3 separate regions of the Mus musculus genome follow, and all the other regions are linked to region 3. The links are chromatin loops, found by intact Hi-C in ENCODE. Cell type or tissue: left cerebral cortex. All regions are shown on one strand.

Region 1 (4,000 bases), 83 kb before region 3:
AATAAATTTAACTCCAGCCTCCAAATCTGGCAATTCTGGAGTGTCATGCTGGACACCAGGCCAAGTGTGTGAGTTACAAGGATTAATCCTTAAATCCTCGCCTGAACTCAGGGGAGGGAGGTGCCACTATTATCACTGTTGTGAGAAAATTGAAAAATAAAGGATTAAATAACTTTTTGAAAGACACATAGCTATTAAGTAATCAAAATGAAAGGGTTTAGAGTGCTGTTGTAAACTTTAGGAATGGGTTTTCAGATGTATATGGTTATTATTAAGGCCAAAAAAAAGTAAGAACTCTTCCCTGTTGGGAAGAGTGTGATCCAGTGTGTATTTTAATTTGATGCGTTCCTACACAAATGGAAAATGGCAAAGGATTTTGAGGAGAGGCTACAGCAGTGCTGGAGAAAATATGGCTGTGCTCCTGAGCATGTGGAAACACATTCACAGAGTCTTCTTTCAGGTACTGCACCTCGTCTTCATTTGGTGCTTTTTTTTAAGACAGGGTCTCACTATGTTGCCTTGGCTAGCATGGGACTCCTTATGAAAACCAGACTGGCCTTGAACTTACAGAGTTATACTTGCCTGTACCTCCAGAGTGATTATCAACTATTCTTGACAACACCTCTTAACATAGGCATTTATCATGTCAGCCATTTTTTCATACAAAGGCACCAACAAACCCATAAGGGATCTCTTACGTATCTGTGTAGGCACTGTGCATGACTCAAGTCCTAATCCCATTCCAGTCTGCCCCAGGAGAACTGGCCACAAACTAAAGATGCATCCACTCCATGACAGCTTCTCTTAGATCTGGCCCCATGGAAGCCCACCAGGAATATTCTGATCATACTCCCTGCTCCATCCCAAACAGTCTTAGTTATACTTGCTGTTCTTGAATAGTATGTAGGAGTGTTCTCTTTCAGTTTCTAAGAAAGTTCTGTTTAGATGAAAATCCCAATGTTAGCTTAGCTATGAATAATGCCTCCCTAGAGTCTGTACTCACACAAAAGATTCCTTAATGCTATTTGCCTTCCCCTCCACTCAGGGATATTATTGGAGAGTAGGAAGTACAGGTGAGAATAAATTTAGGACAACACCTGAGGATAAATACTCTAGTCCACCCACTCTTACCTCCAGCTCTACATAATTGTGACAGAAGGTTCTGGAAAACTGGGTATAAGGTTCTGGAAAAATGGAAGCAGAAAAAAGGGAAATGCATAAAACAGACTAAATTTCCAAAGTCATGTGGGAGTTCTGATCCTACAGATGGCCTATTACTGAGATCACCCAAACGCCTCAACAGTCAAGCCATTTTCCAAGACCTTCCAGCACCATCTTAAAATTCAGAAGCAACTTTTCTGAAATATCTTTTCTAACATTCTGTTCCTTAAGTTGACAACTGAAAAAAAAAAAAAAAAAGACTAGAGGAAGTAAGCAAGATGGCTTTGCAACCCCAGGGCAACTATTGTACTAGACAAGCTGCATGGATAGAAAGATTGAAACTAAGGTTAGGCCGACCTATGGTAAATCCCAGCCCTACCTCAAGCGGGCTGTGTGTTCCAATAGGACCCGTCCCTCTACCCGCACACACACCCCCATTCAAGGAAAAAGACCAAATTGAGATTGGATGCTATTGTTCTAGGAATTCTCATGTTTATCTGACCAGAACTTTATTTGATTATAATTTTATATGGTGGACAAGTTTATCCCCGTGACAAGTTCATGAACAGTGACAAGTGAGAACATCTTGCCATACTTGATCTGTCAGTTTCAGGGGTCCTGGTCTCACAAATAGAAGTCAGACAGCTCCCCTTGTTTGTTTGCAGGATGGATATAAGAATGATATTGTTTTCCCCTCACTATCTCCCTTTTATTTTTTATCTTGGAGATATTCGGGGTAGAGAGCCATATCTAGTTAGGTGTCTTTTAGAGAGGCATTGGGCCAGTCTTTGGAACTAGGTCACTCACAGAATGCCTACATGCATAGATGTGGAGCCTTCTCTGATTATTTTTAGGCTCTTTGCTTCAGTATCTGTCTCTATAAAGTAAAGACAACACTTGCTTCAAATGAATAGTGTAAAAATTAAATAAAAATAATAAACACAATTACTGTCCATCGGTAATTCCCATATGCTCCCTTCCTCACCGTTGCCAGAACGCTCAGGATCACGTTGGGATCCTTCAGCTTGGGCCTCAGATATTCCATAATTCATGCAAGTCTCTCAGACTCTACAGAGTCAACCCAGTATGGCTGACTTGGAAGTGACTGGAATCCAGAAGACACAATGGAAGTGTGTATGGTTTCTTGATGCAAAAGGTTTAGAATCAACCAATATCATTTCAGTCACATTCATGAAGTGAGAGAAGAGAATCGTGAATATTGAAGAGTAGCAAGATCTAAGTTGTGAGAGGGCAAGAATTGCAAGAATTGGGATCATCATGTGCAATTAGTCTATTCCTTAGCAGCTGTTGTCCCCTTAACTCACATCATCACACACAGCTTCAATCCCACACCATACTAGGATCAACGTTGGAGCTGGGTTTAAGTTAAGACAATTCTACTTTAAGAAAAACAACAGATTTGATGAAACCCGCAAAAATCATCCGTAGGCAAACCTCCTGACACCTGCTCATGGTAAAAATGCCCTCTCTTCCCCTCATTATCCATGGTAATGGTAAGAATGCCGAAGGGGTGTCAACAGCTTGATTTTAAAACTTCCTAAGTTTGGTTCTTCAAGACATAGAGCTGCCTCCTTAATTAGTTCTAATTAGACTCATGGTTCATGTTAGGTCGCAACAACCCCAAAGTTGGGTAATTTAAGGATCCACAAATCAGTTGCATAAAGCCAGCCTCCTGGTTGCCTGGAGGTTGGTTGTTCTCTCTCCATCTCAGTTGTCAGGTAGTTGCCTGAACTCCAAACATAGGTTGATCTAAAAGAAAGGGGGAGACTCTGAGCACCATGCAGGCCTCAGGCCTCTTCACATGAACGGTATTAACTTCCTTCACTTCTGGAAGAGGACAGCACAGGCTAGCTTTAAAAGAAGGCCTCTGGCATCTTTGTATCTGAAATCTTTGAGGCACCTATACTTTGTTACATCAAAGACTTATTGCCACAGGCACCCAACTCAGAAGACCTTGAAGACCATCTGACCAAGTTATACCATTTTAGAGAAGAGATGGATAATTAAGGACCAAGAAGCAAAATGTTGCACCCAAGGATACACAGCAAATGGAATCACAGGTAAAGCTAGAAACCAGATTGAAGGTGCCACAGTCACCAGTCGGACTTAGGTGTAGTCACAGCTTTCCCAGACACAGCTGTGTGACCTAAGACAAGAAACTAAGTTCACTGATTCTCCTGCTTTCAAAAGGCATGGTTTATTTTTGTTAAGGAGTCATTGTAAGGCAGCACACATCTTCTACCATTTTTCTGGAACATAGTAGGTGCTCAATAGGTATGTAAAGATAGAGAAGGAGCTTAGAAGAGAGCTATAGGTATTTTCTAAATAAAACCAGACAACAGTGGCTTTTCCTACCACCCATGAGTTCTTCCACTGAAAGGCAATTTTCACAGGGAGCTGACATAAGGTTGTTCTGTATTTTCAGAGCCTGGATAAGAGGACAATATTCAGCCATGTCATTGGAACAGTGAATTATGCAGGTACAGTTGGTTCATTCTTCCTGGAGAAAGTGAGAAACTCAGAAGATTTACAATCAATGAAGCTCTTTCTCCCTCTTTCACTAGATTAGTGCTTAAATAAGGCAGGCAAAAGACTTAGAAAGTCTGGGTTGGAGCACCAGGTCTGTCACCCATGGGGCATGTAGTCTTAAACATATCATTTAACTTTCTTGCACCACTATTTTCCACTTATGCAAGGAGGGTGATATAAATATGACTTCCAACAAAGGAGAATGGATGCTTGTTTAACACCCAGGCTGACACAGCCTGGGTACCCGTCAATAGGAGCTGCAGCACAAAGAATTACAGCCTTGCTTCCT
Region 2 (4,000 bases), 140 kb before region 3:
GTAGAAAGAAGAGCAAGTAGCACACAAAATGTGTCTGACACTGAAACTTTCAACAAACTTCAGTTATGGAGTAAGCAACTAATCATAGGAAGCCATACCCAATGGGACTCTAGAGGCCCCATCTGCATCAGCTGAGCTCCACAGAGGTTTCTGCAGAGCACATGTGTGAGTGGGCTTAGTGTAGCACTTCTGATGCAGCCCAGCTGTCTTAGCAGCTCCATGCCCTTTCTCTTCTTTGAATGACTGGAACTCCATCTGTAGCCCTTCTAGTACCGTGCCATGGCTTGGGGGTGGTACAAGAAGGGACTTGCCATTTGGGGACATATGCTGTTAGGTTCTTAGCCAAGTTTCACCCACCCCTGAGAATCAGCACTTCTAGACTGTCTGACCATCCTACTTCTCTGCATCATCTGCCTCTACCTCCCACTAGTTGGCCCTCCTGTCCTTAGTGCGCAGGCATTGTTAGCTAGGTAAGAAGATGATGTCACACAAGTTTTTCTAGAGTTTCCTTAAGAAATAGAGTGTTGGGAAGGGAGTCTGAGACCTACATTCTTTCTTTATGTCTCTTCCATTGCTAAATAACTTATCCTGTTTAATGGGACAGCCAGAATTCTCACTCTGGTGTAACCCAATATCAAGGTCTCTCTTTGGTCCTTGGCTACATTATGATCTTACAATGACTAGGTGTATAAACTCCTTAAGTACAGTTTGGATACAATCAGTGGCTAATGACAAGATATGATTAATCAATGGACAGAAGTTAGAATATGAGGCAAAGAAGGAAAGAGAAAGGGCAACAGGACATGTGAAAGCTATCTAAGCCTAATGTTCAAGAACAATCTAGAGACCTTCCCATGGAATCAGCATGTTTCTTCTGAGCAGAAATGTGGCAAATGGGCCCAGAACATTTATATATTAAACTTCTGGCTCATCATAAAGGCATGGAGCTTTATGAACCTCAACCAGATTTCTATGAGTCTCCTCCCTCATCAATCTTGCCTCTTGCTTTGAGTGAGAGTTCCCTGCCTGCTGCCTGCTAAAGCCCTTTGCCTTGCTTTCCTTTGTTATCTTTAACTCTATGACCCAGGCCATATCTAATGCAGATATTCATGAATATGCAATGTGCAATGTTTTCTCCTATCACAGATCAAAAAGGACCCTGTAGATGACTAAAGTCCAAAACACAGCATGACACCTGGTCTCCTCTCTTTGGATTCCTCTTTGAAGCCACGGAGACTTAAAGAGAAAAATGTTCAGTGAGTCCAGATGTGCAAATCAGAACACCCCACGGCCTGAAAATTTGAGGATCGGGCTTTCCATTCAAGAAAGCAATCCCTTCTTTCCCCTCTTTGATCTTGTTATGTACAGATAATTCTTAGAACCCTCATCCTTAAGTGAGGGGGAATAGAAGGGAAAAAACTGTCTCTGACATCTTCAGCTGAGAAGAGAGTTTAACTCCACCAATGTTCATATGTCCCATGAATCTTTTTATATTCCATCATGTCTAGACACAGGGGCAGGTGACTCACTCTAGCTGTCGTGGGAATCACCCAAAAGATGTGAATTTAAGCCTCCACACTTAGCATAGAGGACCCCCCTCAATCTCTTCATTACTGTTGTCTTGGCTCATCCCCTACCATCTGTCTTGCTATTTATACTTAAGTGCTCCTAGGCTTGTAGAAAATGCCTGCAGTCCACAGTCCCTGCTGGTCCTAAGCTTGGGTCTACTCATCCTTCCTTCCAATTCTTTCCATGATGGATGCCTACCCAAACACCAAGAATGTTTGCCCATACTACCACCTCTACAAAGCCACTCTTCCATCTTTCAGTCATACTTGACTAAAGGCCTACATCCCACAGCATGTAGGTGTAAGTGAAAAAGATTTTGTGGGTATTTTTTAAATTATCAATTAAAGTGTGCCTTTCAAAGAAAAATTTTCAATACATAATATTTGTATTAATTCTTCTGAATTGCTTGCATGTATAAAATATATTTTGACCATATTCACCCTACTCTTCCTACCTCCTCAAAGATCCAACTTTCTACCTACTTTTTATTTTCTTAAAAAAAAAAAACACTGAGTGCAGTTAACACTGCCCATATATACATAAGATTCCCATGGTCCATCTACTGGGGACCATGCACTTAAAGAAAACAAACTCTACCTCCCCTGGACCATCACCTGTTAATAGTTCTGACAGAAATAAAACTGATGTAGGTCTTATATCCATCCCATAAATCCCTGAAATTCTTATATTTGTCAAAATTCAGGAATCTTTAAAACCAATGTTAAAGGCTTTATTGCATAGCTTTGTATAAACTGAAAGACAGTCAACCATATGATAGGGAGGAAATGAGACTTCTTCCTCAACCCTTCAGCTAAATTCTAAATGTTCTATAACAAATTGTTTCATGATCAGTCTAAAAAGATATGACCATTGGCATAATGGCAACACAAGTATTACAGAGGTAACTACCTGCTGTCTGGTTGAATTTAAGGTAAACTCCATAGGAGGAAACAGGCCTACTACAGTAAACTTGGCCAAAAAACCCAAAACATGGAGAAATTATTTGGTAGATTAATTAATCTAAGTGCTGAATAGCATTGGTTTTGAGCGTCCTCCCCATCCTGGCCATATCAGACATAGAAGTTGTCTAGAAAGTCACAACTGGCAGAAGCCTGGAGCTTACTCCTCTAAGATTTCTGAGATTGTCTAAGGACAGTGATCTTTCTATGGTGGGAGTGGGTGGGTAGATGGGGAAGCACCCTCATAGAAGCAAGGGGATGGGGGATGAGATAGAGTGTTTGTGGAGAGGAAACTGGGAAGGGAATAATTTGAAATGTGAGGGAAATAAGGGAAAATGTGAATTAATGGATGGGGGCTAAGTGGGGTAAGAGAAGGCAGGAATAGCAGAGGAAGGAATGTGGGTGGAATAAATAATATAAAGGATGCTTCAAAGGCTATTATGTAAATATACTATTTTCTATGCTTCATAGCTACATGTATCACATAAAAGAGTTCTATTGGAGTAATCCTACAGGTATAAAGCTCCTGTCAGAGCCAAACATAGCCAAATAGCCCAGTGCCAGATGTGGGATGTCACCTCACTCCTTGAGCTGTCAGTGAAGGAAATTCTTTTCATCCCCACAGAAAAAAAAATATAGGCTGCTTTGGGTTTCCCACCTGAACTTTTCTGAAAACCATACATGTTGTCATATTTCTCTATCTCCTCTCCTACCAAGATATCATCACAGAGGCAGGTTGCACCTTCCCTAAACACGAAAAACACATCCCAAGGAACATCTGTGGTCGACCAGCAAGCCACTGCTGCATCTGTTTCCTCTGAACTCCCACAAAGACTGCCACAGGCATTGTGGTGCACTCACTACCAGGGGCAGCATCTCTATAGACAGAAAATCGAAGGGTACCTGGAAAACATCACTTTTGTGCTTTCAAACCCAAGCAAGATTCTGGGTTATAGAAATCTTGGAAACCTCATGATAACTTCCCATCCTCCTCATTATGCAGAGAAATATCAGAAGATATGAAGGAGGCTGGGGAAGGATCCACAATTTCCAAGAGAATAAACACCATAGCTGTCTTTTATGTCCTGTCTATATTATGCAGTTTACAGGAGGCAAACCTACAATCACTTGTGTAGTAAAACATGACGAGAACACTGATATCTGAATGAATGGAAAGGAAGGTGCATACAGTTGACAAAGTTCCCATCCCCGCTTGGGCATGCAGCACTGAAAGATGAATGTTAGGAACAGGTAGTGTCCTCACTGCAGACTCATGGATCCAAAATATTCCTATCAAAGTCTAGAGTACATGTAGCTAGAGACGAAAGGCAATTAGCCTGAAAGAGAAGGTCATTGGCAAGAGAGGATTGCTAGTGTGAAAAGTCCATTATCTTGATAAACTTTGACCTTTCCTGGTTTGCAGCATAGGACTGGAAAAAGTTAGGCTATATATGAAAAATTCATTCTTAATA
Region 3 (4,000 bases):
CCTTCAGCCCAGCCCAATACTCCCCTCACACTAGCTACACACACCCACCTCACTCCCACTCCAGAGCTCCAAAGACTTTACAACAATAATTCACTCTGATTCTCTGGCCCTTCTGTTTTCTAAAGTGAGATGCTGCCTGATGGAATCAGCCAGACCTTTGCTTGGAAAGCCAGGGGTCAAGATCTAGATCTATCTTGAAATCCCTCTGTGACCTTGACTTTCTCTGAAACCATTTAATTATCCCCAGGAGCATCAAGCCTGACTCTGAGACCTCAACAGGGGTGCAGCTGAGATCAGATATGTTTTCAGATATAAAAATGCTTTAAAGAAAGAAACCATCCAACCAATATGATTCGGTGCTTATCCTGTGTGCATCAAACCTCAGTCAGAGCAGAATTCTAAAGCCATCTGAACTCTCTAAGCCTTTAGAACTGTGGACAGGAAGAACAAGGTATGTAATTTTTTGTTGTTGCTTTAGAAGCTCAAAGAAGGACTAGGAAATCGTGACTTCCAACACTCACAGCTTTGAGTTTCTGTGGACAGCTGGGCCTACAGATGACGTCATCTGGCATGAGTGAGAAAACCTCCCTTCAGCAGGAAGGGATTTGCAGGAAGGAAATATCTGTCATCTGTGTGTGAACAAGGGGTGATTAAACGCTCTGCACTTGATCATCCACCTGCAAAATGAGGCTCCATCCCTCAACTGTCCATGGGAGAAAGGACAGGAAGCCACAGGAGGCCATGTCCACCACAATCCTACATTAAGGCCTTATGTGTGATCTCACTATGGAAAATACCATACGGTAAAAGTCCAAGATATACATAGAGGTTTAGAGGCACAATTTCCTATCTCTGCTCACAGTGTAGAAGAAGCACAGCCTGACACATAAGAGGGAGAGGAGTCAATCGACTCACTGGTGAATCTGGATACTAGAACATGACTGTGGTATGAAAAGGATGTTTGCCGGGACTTTTAACAGCCTGGGGAATTGTTAAAGATTGCTGACTGTGATGTGAAGGTATGCGAGCACCTGAAAATAATGGTCACCCTTCAGAGGCCACGTGAATGAAAGGAAGACAAAGCATGAGGCTGGCAGACCCAATGAGGAAGGAGACTTTCTGTCAATCATCTCTTCATCATCTTTGAATCTTAAGATACAAAGGGGCCATCCGTGCTGGTGTAGGGGATGAGCTCTAAACTAAGCCACCATGTCTTTCCAACTCTCAGTACTCACGGCTGAAAGGTTAAAATCAGAGTTGCCTTCCTGGCACCATGCTTGGGCAGCTCCCACAGCTGGGGTGGTAGTGACCTGAAAAGCCAGACAAGAGGAAGAGACTATAAAGCCAGAGAAAGCTCTAACGGGTATATTGTGATCTCAAATGATCCCACTCCACATTGGGGAGGAATCTGAGCCCTCCAAAGATAGGTCTTCAGGATAATAACATGGATTAATGGCATCTGTGGCATTAGAGAAAACTAAACGAAAGATTCCTGGAAGCTAAATGAAACACACAGAATAAATTTTACTGAGAGGCAAATGTAGCAGGATGCTGTGCAGATAAAGTGTCTACATATCATCATGGTGTAGGTGTTAGCCTGGCACCTCTGCGGAGCAGGTGCTATAACATCCCATGAAAGTCAAAGCAGGTGCGGCTCAAAGATACTATGTAACTGTGACATTGAAACTCAGTTTGCAAACTTAGTGTCCTTTTGGTCAAGGCAGTAGGGATACTCCAACAAAGCCTCTGACTAAATGGGTCACATTCCTGGCAGCATATAGTAGGAAGGGGCAAGGATCAATTGATGTCCTCATGATCTAGAGACAAATAAAGGAAGGCTGATGCAAGGTTGTTTCATAAAGCTCAGCCGTATAAGATCTGGACCTGTGAGTTAAGGGAAGCCACCATGTACATTTTAGCCAACCCTGAAGAATCAGGAGAAGGGAATGGGGAGGAAGGATGCTGTGCAGATAAAACACAAAGAAAACTCCCGGTGTTCTCTGCATTTATCTCTGGAAGTTGGGTTAAGGCTACCGACTAGCAGAGGATGATGGGAGCAGAGATGCATGTCTAATTCTAGGGCAAGAGATAAGAAAGCAAGTGTTTCCCCCATCACTCTGCTTCCCTGCTCAGCAAGTTTTAAAAAGTGGGTTGTTAGGGAGGCAGCATAACATGGAACTAGCTCAGCCTGTTGTTACTAGTGAGAAGGAAGTTCTCCTCCCAGATCCACACACTTCCCCTCAGGACCCAGTTAGGCCTCAAACCAGAACACTAACCACCTCCTCCATTCTACCAGCTGCCTTCAACGGGCTTCTCTACACCCTGGTCAAACAAAGATCAAGCCACTCTACTGCTGAAACCTAACCTGAGCAGCTGAGAATCTGGCTCCATGGCGCTCCTAGACTTAAGTGGAACTGTGCTGTATGGTGTAAGCTCTTGCTCCTCCCTCTGCCCCTACATCAGCTAAATGCACAGAAGAGTCGATTTTCCAGGAACAAATGGACAGTGTGGCAGGAAACAAGAACTCCCCAGGAGTATTCTGCCCCTTGTTACCCATGAAATGGTTACATGGTAGTGCAGTAAGACGATGCTATAGGTGATCAGGTGTGTCCCCTTGTAATGCAGCAGTCACTCAAGGATGCACCTACTGCTTCTCATTCTCCGCCTTTTTCCTTTGTCTCTCACACTGACATCCCCACTGCCCCAGGGTGACCCACACAACAAAGGCCTAAGCTAGCTTGTCAGTGCTTTTTCGTGTCTACACAAGGCAGGGCAGTTAAGGAAAGAGGACAGAAAAGAAGCAGAAAAGAAACAGGATCTCTGAACCTCCCAGAAACAGAAGCAAGAATCGCAAGCTAAGAACACGGCTGACATCACTTTACAGAGTTAATTTGCCCTCTGCTATGCTTTCACTTCTCCCTCGTTCCCATGATGATTAGCCAGAATACCTGTAACATGGAAATACTCTAGAGAACCGCATTCCAAGGTAGCAGGAAATACAGAGATGGATGCTGAAGGGATTCCATCTTAATCAACCGTTGACAGAGCAGAGTAAGGGAGAAGTCTGAGTATTAAGTACTCCGTGGCAGTATCATAATCAGGGCAAAGACTGAAACCCTGAGCCTGTCGATATGCAGTGCACACCCACAATAATGAGAAGAACTGTACAGCCAGAAGAACTGGGCTGCTCACTATCACTGCAATTCAAGAAATGCCATTGTGATGGTTTGAATAAGAATGGCCCCCACAGGTTCATATAGTTGAATGCCTAGTCACCAGGGAGTGGACCTGTTCGAAAGGATTACAAGGATTAGAAGATGTGACCTTGTTGGAGTAGGGATGACCTTGTTGAAGCCACTGGGGGTGGGCTTTAAGGTTTCAAAAGTCCATGTATGTCAAGCCCCATATCTTGCCTGTGTGTGTGTGTGTGTGTGTGTGTGTGTGTGTGTATGTGTGTGTGTGTTGATGTGTGTTAGTGTGCGTGTCTGTCTGTCTTTCTCTCTGTCTCTGTTTTTCTGTCTTTATCTTTTTTCTGCACTTGAATCCAATGCCATACTCCCCACCATGATTAAAATGTACTCTGAATCTGTAAGCAAGCCCTCAATTAATTGTTTTATGTTATAAGTGTGACTTTGGTGATGGTATAACCTCTTCTCAGCAACAGAACAATGGCTAAGACAGCCAGTCATGCTGCTATTTTAAAATCAAATTGGGTCCATCTCACCTCATCAGCCAAGAGAGGTGCTGAGCCTATTCTGAGATGAAGAACGGAGGCGACTCTCTTGTGATACAAACACTCAGTGTCTGTTGAGCACTTAAGGTCAGATGTGGTCCCCAACTTTAACTCATTTAATCTTCACAACATTTTGGGTAAGAATGTTAGCATCTACATGTGATTGTGAAGAAACTAATTTTCTAAGGTCAAGAACGTGGTGGGGAAAGATTTTGACTCTTACTGAACCCCTAAGGTCATGCTACTGAGACACTAGAGTGTGCGTGA

What was found. Hi-C counts contacts between places; a loop is a spot of excess contacts. Peaks named below come from ENCODE experiments on the same cell type or tissue, not always from the same donor. Only the 100,000 strongest peaks of a DNase experiment are listed, where the experiment ranks them.
Region 1: a loop joins it to region 3, with 5 times the contacts of the local background. A loop is called at or near these places in 2 of 42 quality-filtered maps.
Region 2: it touches region 3 in a loop (5-fold over the local background); 3 of 42 quality-filtered maps call a loop at or near these places.

The regions. Positions count from the first base shown.
Region 1 is chr15:68,515,644-68,519,643 of GRCm38, reverse strand. No RefSeq gene overlaps it. Among named protein-coding and RNA genes, the nearest start is that of Gm25987, 150 kb to the left of the region's middle. In left cerebral cortex, no CTCF peak of the experiment used is centred here; DNase peaks (open chromatin) are centred at 803 and 2,007; H3K27ac peaks cover 2,368 bases.
Region 2 is chr15:68,575,967-68,579,966 of GRCm38, reverse strand. No RefSeq gene overlaps it. Among named protein-coding and RNA genes, the nearest start is that of Gm25987, 93 kb to the left of the region's middle. In left cerebral cortex, no CTCF peak of the experiment used is centred here; DNase peaks (open chromatin) are centred at 282 and 1,592; H3K27ac peaks cover 793 bases.
Region 3 is chr15:68,432,753-68,436,752 of GRCm38, reverse strand. No RefSeq gene overlaps it. Among named protein-coding and RNA genes, the nearest start is that of Mir30d, 93 kb to the right of the region's middle. In left cerebral cortex, no CTCF peak of the experiment used is centred here; DNase peaks (open chromatin) are centred at 4, 571 and 1,686; H3K27ac peaks cover 1,699 bases.